Linked DNA regions of Homo sapiens: region 1 is linked to region 2. The links are chromatin contacts, found by Hi-C or POLR2A ChIA-PET in ENCODE. All regions are on one chromosome and are shown on one strand. The core of a region is the stretch at or near the end of the contact, and the rest is flanking DNA. Distances in the headings are between cores, read along the strand shown.

Region 1 (7,019 bases), core at 585-3,084, 220 kb before region 2:
TGCAAGAGAAAACACTATATCTTCCAAGATTGATTACTCTACAAACATCCTCAAAAAGACAATCTGGATCAAAGGCCATCAGTGCTTCTGTTCACAACAGGCACAGAAATGTGAGAAACCCAGGGAGAATGGTCTCCCTGCAATCTTCACCACTCATTACTTGATCTTGGCTTCTGGGAGATTTTTCCATGAGTATCCCACGCCTTTAGCCACTCTGATTAATCTGACTGACAAAGGCTGGGGATGGAGGGAATCTCCAATTTATCCTGTAAAGTATTTAATAAAGGCTACTATCTACAGGACTCCAAACAGCAGGATCAGGCTAATCTATGGGAGAACTGACCAGTTGAACAAATCTGATCAACCATCTGGGCTTACCTTAGAAAGCTAGGTGGCTTGCTTTATAAGTGTTTGTACTGATTTTTCTGCTTGGCCGGCAGCATTGATTTAGCCACAGCAAGATGTAATAGCAATTACACAGACTCCACCTTGGCCCATAACAAGGAAATCTAAGGTAATGCTATCGTTCACAGTAACCCTGGGTGGCAAGGTGAGGCTGGCCTGGGTGCATCTCAGGGCCATAGCAGTGTTTCCTTAAATATGCAAAAAAACACATACAAGGCTTTCTCCTCCTAGGAAAAATACAAGTTACTATATTTGAGGGAAAGAGGACAAGATAATACGTGGCTTCCACATAAGAACTTCAGCCCCAGGGGCATACATGGTACTTCTTGAAAGAAAGCACTGTTTGCCAGGTGCTGTGGCTCACATCTATAATCCTGGCATTTTGGGAGACTGAGGAGGGAGAATCACTTGAGCTCAGGAGTTTCAGACCAGCCTTGGCAACATGGCGAAACTCCATCACCACCAAAAATGCCAAAAAATTAGCCTGGCATGGTGGAGCATGCCTGTGGTCCCAGCTACTGGGAAGGTTGAGGTGGGAGGATGGTTTGAGTTCAGGAGGCTGAGGTTGCAGTGAGCCAAGATCACACCACTGCATTCCCTCTCTACTGCACTCTGACTTTGGGCAACAAAGCCAGACCCTTTCTAAAAAAGAGAGAAAAAAAAAAAAGAAAGAGAAAGCACTGTTTACAATTTGGGGATTCACCAAGTGGAAGCTATATTCACTGGAGGGCACAGGTTGACAGTGTCTCTAATGGCTGGCTGGCATTAATAGTATGCCAGCAATCCAGTCAATGTTAGGGTTCCCAAGTGGGCAGAGCAGCTTCTATAACAGCCTGAGCTTGCTACAGAGCCTTCTCTTGCTCTGTTTCCCACTTGAAACAGGCAGGCAGGCAGGCAGGCTATGGGGAATTTTCTAGTTGGATGGAAATAGCTGGCACAAATGTGCTATATGTTGCCTTCAAAATCCAAAAGCCCTAATAAGCATTGTGCATTTTTCATTGCAGATGGCACAAATGCAGCAACTTGTCTTTCACCTTGGAGCAAATATTTCAACATTCTCCACATCACCAAACCACCAGAAACTTCACTGATGTAGCTGTCCCTTAATTGTTTTGGAGTTTCTTTCACTTTGCATATGTCTTCCTAAGGTATTCTAAACTACATGCTGCTTCCTGCCTAACAGATCCAATAAGTATAATGCCATCAACATAATGGATTATCATGATGCTTTCTGGACTGTCAAAGCAATTACAATCTCTGAGGACTATATTAGAGCAGAAAGCAATATTGGCATTTCCCTGAGGCAGGACGGTAAAAGTATACTGTTACCACTTCCAGATAAAGGCAGGTGGCTGCTGGTATTCCTTACAAGTTGGTATGGAACAAAAGGCATCTGCCAGGTCAGCTGCTTACCAAGTGCCAGGAGCTGTGTTTACTTGTTCCAGTATGATGCTACAGCTCGAAGAACAGCTGCAGTCGAAATCATTGCATGAGTAATTTTAGAATCACTCATATGCATTCTCCAAGATAGATCAGACTTCTGCAAATTTCAAACTGCTGAATTAGATCAGGGTGTGATAGGTGCTTCTTTGAAGTCTCCTAGGGTGGTATGAATCTCTGTAGTTCCCTGTGTGGTGCAGCACTGCTTCTGACTTATTATCTTGGTAGGCAGGGAAAGGTCCAGGGCCTTCCACATAGTGCTTCCTGCCATAATGACCCACATCTCTTTGATTATAGAGCCAATGCAGGATTCTGCCAGTTTCCACATATGTCTATTTCAATCATATATTGAGCCACTAGAGATATAATGAACACATGTGTCTGTGGAGAAATTGGGCCCAGTGTGAGTTGGACTTGAGGCAAGACTTCATTTGTCACCTGACTACAGAAAGCCCCCACTTTGACTGGGAAAGCCACAGAAACACTGTCCTCAAGATTGGTGTCAATTCAGAACTAGTGTCTAGTGACTTCTGTGTTCACAATTTCTTATAAGTGTTCCTGGATATAAGTTTTAGCTAGGTTCTCAGAGGTAGAAAATGTCTTATGAAAATGTGATTGTACTTAGAGGCTGATAAAGACTTTTGAGAGAAAAGAAGAAGACTGCTGATATGGTTTCTTTCTCCTGATTGGACCCTACCTAATACAAGGACATACAGTTTATGTCATAAAAATATGCTAGGAATAGCTTAGAAGAAGGTGCAAATTACTCCACCCAGGGAAGGCCAGATGGGAGTAATGGGAGTAGGGGAAGGGAGAGTTGGGGAAAGATTAGAGGACTCTACTGGGGGAACCATTGGTCACTAGCTCCAAGTCAGGCCAATGGTTACAGACTAACCTGAGTTTCTCAGGCTGAGAAGTTGGGTTGACTGTTCTTCCCAGCACCTTCTGGTAAGGCCTTCTGTGGAAGACATGCTCTAAGGTGGCCTCATGGTCCCCACTCCCCAGTGGTCATACCCATATGAAATCCCTTTGGGTGGACAAGGCTTATGAATTGCTTCTAACCAACAGCATATGGCAAAGGTGATGGCATGTATGTGATATGTGCTTGTGATTACCTTGCATTAGTTCTAGTAGCTACCTTGCTGGAGTCTGTCTCTCCCTTGCAGTCATTTGGAGAATTTCATGTGTCAAGACACTGTGGGTGACCTCTAGAAGCTGAGATTGATCTCTGACCACAGCTTGCAAGAAACTGAAGTCCTCAGTCTATAATCACAAGGAATTGAATTCTGCCAACAACCTGACGAAGCTTGAGAGTAGATCCTTCCCCAATTGAGTCTCAGATGAGACCACAGCCCCAACACCTTGATTGTAGCCCGCAAGAGGCTACCAACACAGCCCCTGACTAAGCCAACAACCCAGCTAAACTGTACTCAGGCTCCTGACCCACAGAAACTGTGAGCTAATAAATGTGTATTGTTTTAAGCCACCATGTTTGTGGTAATAACGTTACACACCAATAGATACTTAACACACCCTTCCATCAAAGCTGCTTACGTATAATCCATTAGTCACAATGTCTGCTCATGCCCCCAGGGGCCCAACCCAAATTGACTGTGTGGATGCCTGCTCTTATTGCAAAGAACCAAGACTTCTGTAGGACCCCCTCCTCCATCAGTCATAGGTGAGGTCGTTGGTACCCACTGAGGCTATGGTTGGGAAAGCCTCCAGCTTCAGCATTTGGGTGGGACTTTGGTGAGACTGACAGCACTGAGGCCCAGGGGTATTACAGGTATATCTAGCAAACATGGGCCCAAGCAAACACTAGTGTGGGTCACCTCTAACATGCAATACAAATATTCCCTTCCTTTTCTCTGTGAGCAGAGAAATTGGCATGGCTAAGCTATGGCTTGGTTCTTTATAAAAGTGAGAATAGTCTGGCATGGTGGCTCAGGCCTGTAATCCCAACACTTTGGGAGTCCAAGGTGGGTGGATCACGAGGTCAGGAGTTCAAGACCAGCCTGGTCAACATGGTGAAACCCCATCTCTACTAAAAAATATAAAAATTAGCCAGGCTTGGTGGTATACACCTGTAATCCCAGCTACTCAGGAGGCTGAGGCAGGAGAATCGCTTGAACCTGGGAAGCAGAGGTTGCAGTGAGCCGAGATTGCACCACTGCACTCCAGCCTAGGCGACAGAGTGAGACTCCATCTCAAAACAAAAAGAAAAAGTGAGAACAATATACAAGCTCATTGAAGAAAACAGGCTAGCACCTTACTGCCTTAGGAAATGCAGTTTCCATATTCCAGATGGCATCCAGAGGTTCTCAAGACATCCCTGACTTGGTGAACCTACCTGTTAGTACCCAGTGGTCTGCTTTTGGAATTCAGATTAAAGACTTGAGCCCAGGCAAAGCTCACAGCTCCCCAGAGCCCACCCTTTTCTTCTGTTCCTTTCCTCTTGCCTCTTTCCCTGTCTCTCTCTTTCCCACAATCCCCTCTGAGATCTTCATTGTCAAGGGTAGAATTTCATTGCAACAGCATTTCTCAGACCAGCTGGAGCCAATCAAAGTCGAGATTTGACCCAGTGACCTTTGGCCGCAGGAACAATTAGATGCCCCCTCCAGCAATACTTTGACTTCATGGATACAAATTCACCACTGACGGTATGACCAGTTGTTGGCATTTATTCTGCACAGATCTTATATGTTGGGGCTTTGAGAAATTTTTAAAGGCATTTTTTTCTCCTTTTGATATTTATTTCACCTAAATGGGAATGTTAGAGAATGTCGCTAGATCCAGCAATGGACATTGTTAGTGCTGGAAGGAAACAGACACAGTTTGGATTTTCTTGAATACTAAGCAAGACTGTTAGCTTACTTCTCACCCTTCCCAGCTGCCCCAAGCATTGATGTAGCACCTCTTTAGTCAATAAAATAGAACTCACTAAAGCACCCGGTTTCTGGTAGAGTCCATACTTGCCCCTTCCTCCTCGGGGCCCCAGGGTTACTATCATATGCCCTTTATATAACTGACTACAGCATTCACAATCTTCAGGGAACATGGGAAAGAGAGAGCCTTCTTATCAAAAAAGATAATGGATCCGTGAAAACCATCATACAGGTGGTACCATGTCACGCGGACCCCCTGGTCCTCCAAGCGCTTCTTATAGAGCAAGCTGTCATCACGGAGTATGTCATTCTCACAGCTCACCAGGAAGGCCTCAGGAAGCTGAGCGATGACCTCATCATCTGCTATCAGGGGTGAATTTTCTACATCCAGCATATGTTTGGCTTCTAGATAGGCAGCTTCATTAAAAGGGCCGGGAGACCAGGGTTGGTAGCCTCTGTTCTTAAATTTCTTGGGGATGTTGTCAGGGCTGAGCCACTTCTCGTACTTCCTCCAGACGTCTGGGGGTACACAAGTGCCGTTCAAGATGGCGTCACGCCAGGAGAGGTCAATGGCCAGATAGTTACACAGAGAAGTCACCATGAACTTCCGGGAAAGTAATGGGACATTTTGGTTCTGCTGAAAGGATGGCAACTGCAAACAGAATGCCTGGACAACTGGATAAATCAGAACCTGAGCCCGGATCCGGGGAAGATCTGATCTGCCCACCAAGGCCTGGGTGATGGCGGCCACCGCTGCACCTCCGACGCTTTCTCCACAGACCACAACCCTGGAGGGGTCCACCCCATAGGTTTCCAGGGCCTTCAGGAAGTGAATGGAGGCATTCATGCAGTCTTGGAAAAGGGCAGGGGAATGGTGGTCAGGAAGCTTGCGGTACCTAAAACGAAAACAGGGAGCAACACTACACCAGTGTGGACAGTGTTGCTAGGGAGCTGTTTCAACAGAATCCTCAACCCCCTTACAAGACTATATCTGATTAAATCCTCAGAATAACCCTATGAAATAAGGATTTTATCCCCATTGTCTTCCTATGAGCATGTGAAGAACCTGCCTAGAGTCATACAGGCAAGGATTCTTAACTCCAAACCTGTGCTCTGTCAGCTTCCCGTAAACTCTATACGAGGTGATGCAACTTTGTTTTCATTGAAGCTATTTGCTTTGGGAGCAAAACAACCAGCAATGGCTGAAAAAAAGGCAAATGAAACCACTACCAGTCCCACTGTTTGTCTGTAGAGAAAGGGAGAGAGAACACTAAAGTTAAAGTCAAGAGGAAGCTACTTTCAGGCAGAATTTTTTTTTTAATCAAAAATCTAGGCCGGGCACGGTGACTCATGCCTGTAATCCCAGCACTCTGGGAGGCCAAGGCGGGTGGATCACGAGGTCAGGAGATCGAGACCATCCTGGCTAACACGGTGAAACCCCGTCTCTACTAAACAAAATACAAAAAATTAGCCAGGCGTGGTGGCGGGCGCCTATAGTCCCAGCTACTCAGGAGGCTGAGGCAGGAGAATGGCCTGAACTCAGGAGGCAGAGCTTGCCGTGAGCCTAGATCGAGCCACTGCACTCCAGCCTGGGCGACAGAGCGAGACTCCATCTCAAAAACAAAACGAAAAAAAATCAAAAATCTAATTTAAAAGAATTGGCTAGGCATGCATGGTGGCACACACTTGTAGTCTCAGTTACTCAGGAGGCTGAGGCAGGAGGATTGCTTGAGCCCAGAAGGTTGAGGCTGCAGTGAGCTGTGATTACACCACTGCACTCCAGTGTGGGAGGCAAGAGGGGCAGGGAGTGTTCTGAAGGTGTAATGTAGAGACGGAAAGCTAGCCTGGAAACCCACAGCTCAAGCTGCAGAAGACCCGGGTGCCAGCAGCTGGTGAAGAACACTAGGGCGTTGGTCTTCAGTATCCTGAGGTTTGGCTTCCGAAGTATGTCCCCTCAAAGAAATTCAAGGGCAAAGAAAAGGAACTTTAAAATGAGCTTTTAAAAGCAGTAATGAACAAGCTAATTAATGCATAAATTGAGATTAAGATAATAGAAAGGAATGAATAAAAAAATAGAAACAGTTTGGCTTAACTGATTGGAGTAGAGAGTTTATCTAAATAATTGTTCTCTTAAATGTTAAGTTGAAGTGGCTGCTAATCATCTTTTCTGTTCTTACAATCTATCATTGAAAACATCAAGGCCGGGCGGTGGCTTACGCCTGTAATCCCAGCACTTTGGGAGGCTGAGGATCACTCAACCTCAGGAGTTCAAGACCAGCCTGGCCA
Region 2 (7,621 bases), core at 2,572-5,071:
CCGCTTGCTGCAGCCTTAAACTCCTGGGCTCAAGCGATTCTCCCTCTAGGTCTTCCAAAGTGCTGGGCTTACTGTCCTGAGCCACTGCACCCAGCCCTTTCCCAAACTTTTGAACAAAGTTTTTGGCAGAGCACACACAGAACAGGAATTCAGACTGGGACCTGAGAGACAGAACATGACTGAACCTGGGTCCAGCAAGGCCTGCAGAGAGAACTGAGCACAATTCCCATTTCTTACATCAAGGGGATTGAGTGGATTCTGGTTCTTATCACCTTCTAAAGGTCTTTTCATCCTAAGGGAAGACTCTCACTCTAGGATACTGCCTTCGTATAACCCAGAGCTCAGTGGATCCTCTTTGGATGAAGCCATTGGCTCCTGGAGAGGCTGTACATATTATAGGAATGATTCTTGATGGGAGGTGATTTTGCAACTTTGAACCAATCATGCATTTTCTCAGCACATTTGTGTGTTCATCCAGAAAGTGAGGAGAGCCATGCTCTCTCCACGTCACAAGGATGCTGGCCAGATAAAGGCCACCACACATAACAAAGCATTTTATATTCATTTTAAAAGTCTTCTAAGAGTCCAATGTACTGTCATTACCATTACGAGAAAGAATGATTAAACCTTAACCCCAAATGATTGCCCAACAGTCAACTTTTAAAATCCATAAACAAATTACTTTCAGCCAAATTTCACTTCTGGCCTGACGTCTCCTTAGGGACAGCTCCCTTTACGGTTGGGCAGCCTTAGGAAAAGCAAAGGCATTTTGATCCAAATCTCACCATTAGGAAAGCTGATAAACAAAAACTCTATTCTAAACGTGTCCTAAGCACAAATAGAAATATAATATTTTACTGTCTATATTCCTTCCTCTTCTTCCAAATGCAGATAATTAATACTGATCAGTCTTGATATGACTCTGATAGCTTTGGATGGTTCCTAAGGATCTGGTACAAAGAGTTTAATTTACTAAGCCTTACTATGCATGAGCTATGTGCCAGGTGTCATGTGAGGTACACAAGGAGAAAGGTGAATGCAAAGTGGTCCTTCTCCCCTCCTCACATTCTCAATCTATCAGATGTACACAGCTGGTGACATACACAACCCAGACTGTGCTCTGTCATTAACTCTAACAGGGACAATAGAGCTGGGAAAATGTATTGAGTTGGGACTTACAGGCTGAGTAGGATTTTGATAGACAAGGAAATGAGGCAGAGGAGGGAGAGCAGAAGGACCATGTGTGAGCAAGGACTTGGAAGCACACCTGGGAAGCAGTACATAGCTGTGTGTGGCCAAAGTGCAGCATGGCTGAAGGATGGTGGTTGGAAAATTGGCTGGATTTATAGTTCCAAGGGCCTTGGATGCCGTACTAAGAAATTGTTAAGAAAAATGCAACAAAAGGCAAATGACTCAGAATTAAAGCATTAAAAGAATTCAAAGTCAGAGACCAAATGCATTCATGCCATCACCAACATCTCTTAGGCAAATAAATTTATAATTTTAGTGAATGCACATTTATGTAAAACTAAAAAACACCTGGGCTACAAACCTGGCCACAAATTCCTCATTTCAATTTCTTTGGAAGGAATGATCAGTAAGGAGAAGGCAGAGGTTACAATTCTAAGAGAAGTAGCAGCTACAATTCTAAGAACAGGTCTGGTTGATTACACCTTATGATACTTTGGGAACAGAAGCCAGAGAACGAAAAGGAATTGCAATGTGCACAACATTCAGAAAGCGAATGAGGAGTTCTCACCGGCTGTCGTATTTCAACTGCAAGGAGGATAAAGTAAGAGAGCTTGGAAGGCTATCAGGTACGCCAACACAGGATTTCCTCTGTTGTCAGCCTTTTCTTTTTTTTTTTTTTTTTTTTTTTTGAATTGGAGTCTTGCTCTGTTGCCAGGCTGGAGTGCAGTGGCACGATCTCAGCTCATTGCAACCTCTGCCTCCAGGGTTCGAGCAATTCTCCTGCCTCAGCCTCCCGAGTAGCTGGGACTACAGGCATGTACCACCACGCCTGTCTAATTTTCGTATTTTTGATAGAGATGGGGTTCCACCATGTTGGCCAGACTGGTCTCAAACTCCTGACCTCAAATGATCCACCCGCCTCGACCTCCCAAAATGCTGGGATTACAGGATTGAGCCACTGTGCCTGGCCTAATTTTTGTATTCTTAGTAGAGGCGGGGTTTCACTGTGTTGGCCAGGCTGGTCTCAAACTCCTGACCTCATGATCCACTCTCCTAGGCCTCCCAAAATGCTGGGATTACAAGCATGAGCCACCGCGCCCAGCCCACCTTTCTTTTTTTATAGCTGCAATCAGATTGATACAAAGGCGCCTCTGAGGACCAGCAGCAGCAGAGCCTGATGTCACCCATGACTTACCATGAGCCAGGCCATGGATGCCGGCTACAAGGTGTTCACCACTTGTGGCTGCATGGTACCTGATGTACTCCCGCTCTGACTGATGCCGATTGTCCATCGTCTTCCCTAAGCCATCTGATAATGTTCCAGCAAACTAGAAGGAGTTAAAAGCAGGAGAAGAGTTTTAAAGTCTTGGCACTATTTTTACTATTTGAATTACTTTAAATAAATTTAAATTAAATACAATTAGATAAGCCCATGCTGGTCTGTAGTGGTGTGATCTCATCTCATCACAACCTCCGCCTCCCAGGCTCAAGTGATTCTCCTGCCTCAGGCTCCCGAGTAGCTGAGACTACAGGTGTGTACCACCACACCTGGCTAATTTTTGTATTTTTAGCAGAGATGGGGTTTCACCATGTTGGTCAGGCTAGTCTCGAACTCCTGACCTCAAGTGATCTGCCCACCTAGGCCTCCCAAAGTGCTGGGATTACAGGCGTGAGCCACTGTGCCTGGCCAATAATTTAAATATAAATAAATTTAAATATTTTAAATGCAGTTACCTATACTGTCTGCCCCAGGTTGAGTGGTTCTCAAAAGGACTGGACACATACCAATTGGGGGATGCATACAATGGAGGACACTAGGCTTTGCAAAGCAACTACTAAAAATCTTTAATGACATTCACTTTCCAGAATACTACTCCAAATTTACTGAAAAAATCAGAGGTATAACAAAATAGTCTTGAGGGAGAAGTGAGCTTCAGGACTGTATCATGGTAAGAACATAGGCTCTTTGCTCTAAGAATTAGTGGAATTCAAAACAGGAAATGTGTCAGATTGTTGCTTTAGGGTTTGGTATCAAATATTTGGAGACATCAAACTCCCTCCAGTAATGCTGTCTTTCATTTATTCAATAATTACTGAGTACCTATGAGGTGCCAAGCTCCATTTGTCAAAAGCCAAAAACGAAATCGATGGAAAGATTAACAGGTTAGGTCACCGTTCATAGGAGGTGGCAGACTTGAACTCATGATTTCAAATGCAAACCCACCCTTTCCACAATTCAGAGATTTTATTTATCCTGGCATACTTTAACCAGAAAAGCTGTCTCATCCATCAAAGCTGGGATAAAAAGGACATAAAACTCTGTTTTGTCACAAGACAATCTGAAAAGGTTTAAAGTGACAGTTAATAAACCACAGAGTACTTATCCTCATCATTCAGGCATAAAAAGAGAAGGATATCAAATATATAATTAACCTTCTCAGGAAGGATCTACCAAAACAAGTGGTTTAAGTGCCAATGACCCAGGACTAACCTCTTAGAAAACTCACAGGAATGTTCCTTAGATACAAGGCTCAGGGGAAAGCCTCAAGGCAAGCTGCCTGCCTGGAAGGCCCAGGAACTGGGTGGCCATCTAGGGGCCTATTTCATTCTCCTTTGGCAAGGGGGTTAGGGTGCGTGTTACACAGATCAGATCTGCCCTGGAAACCTCAGTCATGAGGATTCTTGACACATGTGACAGTGAGTTCTGGGCACAGAAGAGGGACTAGTGAACACAGCAGCAATTCCATGTAAAGCAACAGTTCCTGGAAGAAGCTATGGGAAGACTCATGCCTTTTACTCAGTCCAAATATTTTACAACCTAGGGCAGTGATTCCTGACCTTTCTGGAGATGTAACCCCTATCATTATTTGTTTGCTTTCTGCCTTGCCTTCCATATCACTGCCTGTCTAATGAGAGAATTAAAGTTAATGAAAATTAATAACTTCCTTTAGGACAACTGGAAACACCACACGACGCTGCAAAGCTAGCACCGTGAATCACTAAGGAGTGGCTTCAGTCAGAGACCCCATCTGAGAGTTACCACAGTATAGGAGAAGGGCCACAAGCTGGGGCATCTGACCAAACTTCAGTCCTCCCTCGACCATTCTGGTAACTACATGACCCTGAGCGAGGTCACCTACCTCTGAGCCTCCTCTGCATCTGGAGAATAGCCAGAGTACCTACTTTGTCATGTGGCTGGAAGCATTCATGACAATGGCTCGGGGGCCTGGTATCTAGTTAGCATTCTTACTGTTCTTATTACTCTGCTACTAGTCCAAGGAGGAACATGCCTGCAGCGTTTGAGGGAAGCCTGTCAAAGGTTTAGAATTATGGTCATTTGCACTATAGTTTAACATAATAAAATCCTCTCTTTCCAGCAGATAAACACCAGCCTCCCAAGTAAGTTTTTGGAGTGGTACCACTTACAAAATTAGAGTGTTGGACTCTACGATTTCCAAAATCCTTTCCAGCTCTGGCACTGTGTGACCTACAACCCAAGGTAGAATGTCTTTACTAAATACTTCCTCTGAGCCCAGGACAGATTTAGGTACTGCTGAAGAACACAAACAAACAGCAGCCTTGAACCCTGCCCTCAAGAACTGACAGTCTCTTTGAGAAGGTAACAATCGTATACACAAAACAGTCAGCAGGAACCCAGGACACAAACTACACAGAAAGGAAATGTGACCTTTGTTTTGGAAAGAATCAATAAGAGTGCCTGCTATGTTTAGAATTATGTAGGCTGCCAGCGTTCTTCAGGTTCCAGACAAAAACGTGTCTCTCTGGTGCCCCAGACGCTGTGAGAACCACAGTTAAGTGACGCGTGCCCATGTCCTGTGTGTCTCCAGGGGACACATCTCCACCTGAAGAGACCCAGGAGCACCGCAGCCAATTCAGGGTCTTATTCAGGTCTTTCCTGTTTCTCTCAAGCTCTTATATTCTTTCTAAGAGCTTACATTCTCTTTCTTGGAAGACAGATAGGGTAAAGTGCTCTTTACCTATCGCTGGCAGCTAACTAGGAGGAAGTTAAAAATCCTATAATACTCCCCCACCAAGAGAATATGGGAGAATAATCTAGGCAGAATACCCAATATCACTCCCTCTTCTTCTACTCCCATCAATTAATATCCAAAGTTGATGAGTGAGCCTATGCCAAAAGCTTAATTTCCAACTAAGTCTGCTGTGGCAGCCTCAGCTCCCCAGCACCAACTGGGTCCTGGGTGTTCTCTATACAAAGACAATGTATTGACCCAAGGAGGATGGGATGAGATGACCTAAGAGATCACTCTTCCCTCTAATGCTGGATTCTTCCGTAAGATGAAGACCTTTGCCATGGAAAGGTACCTACACCTATCTCAACTTACTGTAGGACTTCTGTCTGAATTCCTGTTTCTCTGTCCATAAAAAATTGCTTATGCAAGCCAACTGGACTTGTCCTTTGCCACTTGTTAACAGTCAACCATTACAAAAGTCTTCACCCCTAGAAATACAGCTTTGAGAACCCAGAAAACTTGAGTAGATGTTGAAATCTATGATCCAACCAAACCTGTATTGATGAGTAGTTAATCAGATTTTACTGGGAAAGACGTTTTACAGAAACTAAACCAAAGCCAGCCAAATGATGGATACAGTGGTAAAGGCAGGGCCCTGGGCCAGTTCACTGCACTCTGAGGATTGAATCCAGGCTACCATAAAGCATGTGGCCTCCTTTTACTATGGAGGCATTTAGTTAGGCATCCTTAATTCTACCCCATTCCCCACCTCAGTGGGAAGGTAAGTCCTGCCCAGCCATTATTTCTCCCTCAAAGACAGCAGAAAACAAGTGGGCTGTGGAGGGAGGGAATTCCAGTGGTGCTCATCATGGGTGCCCTCTGGCCTTGCTCTTCTCTGAAGCTTGGAAGCACTATTTTACCCAGGTCCTTGACTTTGAAGATGGTCATCAAAACAGGGCAGAGATACCCAAAAGAGCTACACCATCATGTAGGGAGTGACTGGCCCAGGCCATCCTTCATGATCCCATCCTCCCACTGTCTTGTGACAAGTAAAGCCTGGAGATAGAGGTCCAGATTATTCAGACGAAGGAAAAATGAGTCCCGATATGAGCAAGTACAAATCCACTACACACCCAGTCAACCAAGCAATCCAACATGTGCAGAAGCCCTACTTGTACGGCAGGCTAGAGACAGAGAATCAGAAATCAGAAGTGGTTTCTGTCTCTTGCCTTCAAGACCTCAGTAGGGAAGTATGGATGTGGCATAATAGAAAGATAATCACACCTGAGTTTGAATTTTGACTGTGACACCCAACAGCTATGAGATCACAGACAAGTAACCTTTGCGGGCCTCTGTTTTCCTCCTTTTCAAAATGGGGATACAAATATTCCCTACAAAGATGCTGTAAGGATTAGGTAATACATGTAAAGCACATAGCACAGAGCCTGATACATATGAGACATTCAATAAAAATAGTATTATGTTATCTAAACTTTGACTTCTTTATATGCAAAATGGGAATAATCAGATTCTGCAGGACTGTCTTGAGGATTCAGGGATAGTGTGCACGTAAAGCATCTGGCATGGCATATCCCCCCAGCAAAGCGGAAGCTATCTGCAGCAGGGCATAACAGCACCAGGGTGTGCTAGGCTTCTAAACTGGGAAAGCGACTAGCAACTGGAAGGTAATCTGCAGACAATTTGTAACTCTTTGGTTATAATACCTTAACACCAGAAGGAGCATTTGCAGAGACTTAAGTCTGCCTACCTCATTTTGTAGCAATCTCAAGTCCACAAAATACTTAAGGCTTCAAGTGCATGTTGTTCTAGCTAAAATGAAAGGTTCCAAGGAACAAAATGTCCTTCAGAAAATCTAGTGTTACACTCACAAAGACAATGATTTTCCCCTTCCTTTCACTTCAACACATGCCATACTTGTGAATTCTGGCCACAGTCCAAAGTCATTAACTTCTATAAAGCAATATTTTCAGCAAGGGGGTAAAAATCTCAGAAGTACTTCAAGATGCCAGTTCTACTGAATAGCTAACACACACTCTGTCAACACCCTCCTTCCCAAAATAATCTCATTGTCTACACAAATGGAGACACTGCAAATTAGCCTGGGTTTGGGGCCTGGCTCCGAAGGGTTGATTTTCTAAAACTGAAATTCAAGTAGACACTGGAATGGGGCAAGGGAAAAAATTCACACTGTGTTCCTCTGTTCTGTCTGATCAGTTTACCTGACCCTTTTATGATCTTCAGCAAGCATGGGGTGCCAAAGGCATTTGGCCAGTGTAACAGGAGCTGGGGCTTGAATTTCTCTCCCTTCTCTTGGGTTCTTCTTTCACAGTTATTTACCTAATGGAAATTTCCTCTTTAATATCTTTGCCTCACTGAGTAATTGCTGGTGGCAGTATCTTCCTTGTCACCAGGGAAGA

The links. A loop is a pair of places that touch in the nucleus more often than their neighbours do. ChIA-PET counts read pairs that join two places held with the same protein, here RNA polymerase II (POLR2A). Pooled maps may share reads with other maps.
Region 1: a loop to region 2 is called in a map of gastrocnemius medialis, with 2.2 times the contacts of the local background. The contact joins two enhancer-like sites. A Hi-C loop is called at or near these places in 1 of 168 maps with a recorded cell type or tissue (gastrocnemius medialis) and 4 of 50 pooled maps. POLR2A ChIA-PET finds 5 or more read pairs at or near these places in 2 of 52 experiments (K562 and naive thymus-derived CD4-positive, alpha-beta T cell).

What each region holds. Positions count from the first base shown.
Region 1 is chr1:12,664,571-12,671,589 of GRCh38, reverse strand. It overlaps AADACL4 (arylacetamide deacetylase like 4), which reads right to left. Exons shown (of 4, transcript NM_001013630.2): 4 at 4,514-5,629. The coding sequence ends at 4,855. Among named protein-coding and RNA genes, the nearest start is that of AADACL4, 24 kb to the right of the region's middle. Within about 2 kb of position 1,834, at least 2 of the 41 ENCODE cell types and tissues checked have a DNase peak (open chromatin) inside an H3K27ac peak, as active enhancers do; they include gastrocnemius medialis, where a contact is called at or near this core.
Region 2 is chr1:12,450,896-12,458,516 of GRCh38, reverse strand. It overlaps VPS13D (vacuolar protein sorting 13 homolog D), which reads right to left. Exons shown (of 70, transcript NM_015378.4): 66 at 2,387-2,519. Among named protein-coding and RNA genes, the nearest start is that of SNORA59A, 53 kb to the left of the region's middle. Within about 2 kb of position 3,821, at least 19 of the 41 ENCODE cell types and tissues checked have a DNase peak (open chromatin) inside an H3K27ac peak, as active enhancers do; they include gastrocnemius medialis, where a contact is called at or near this core.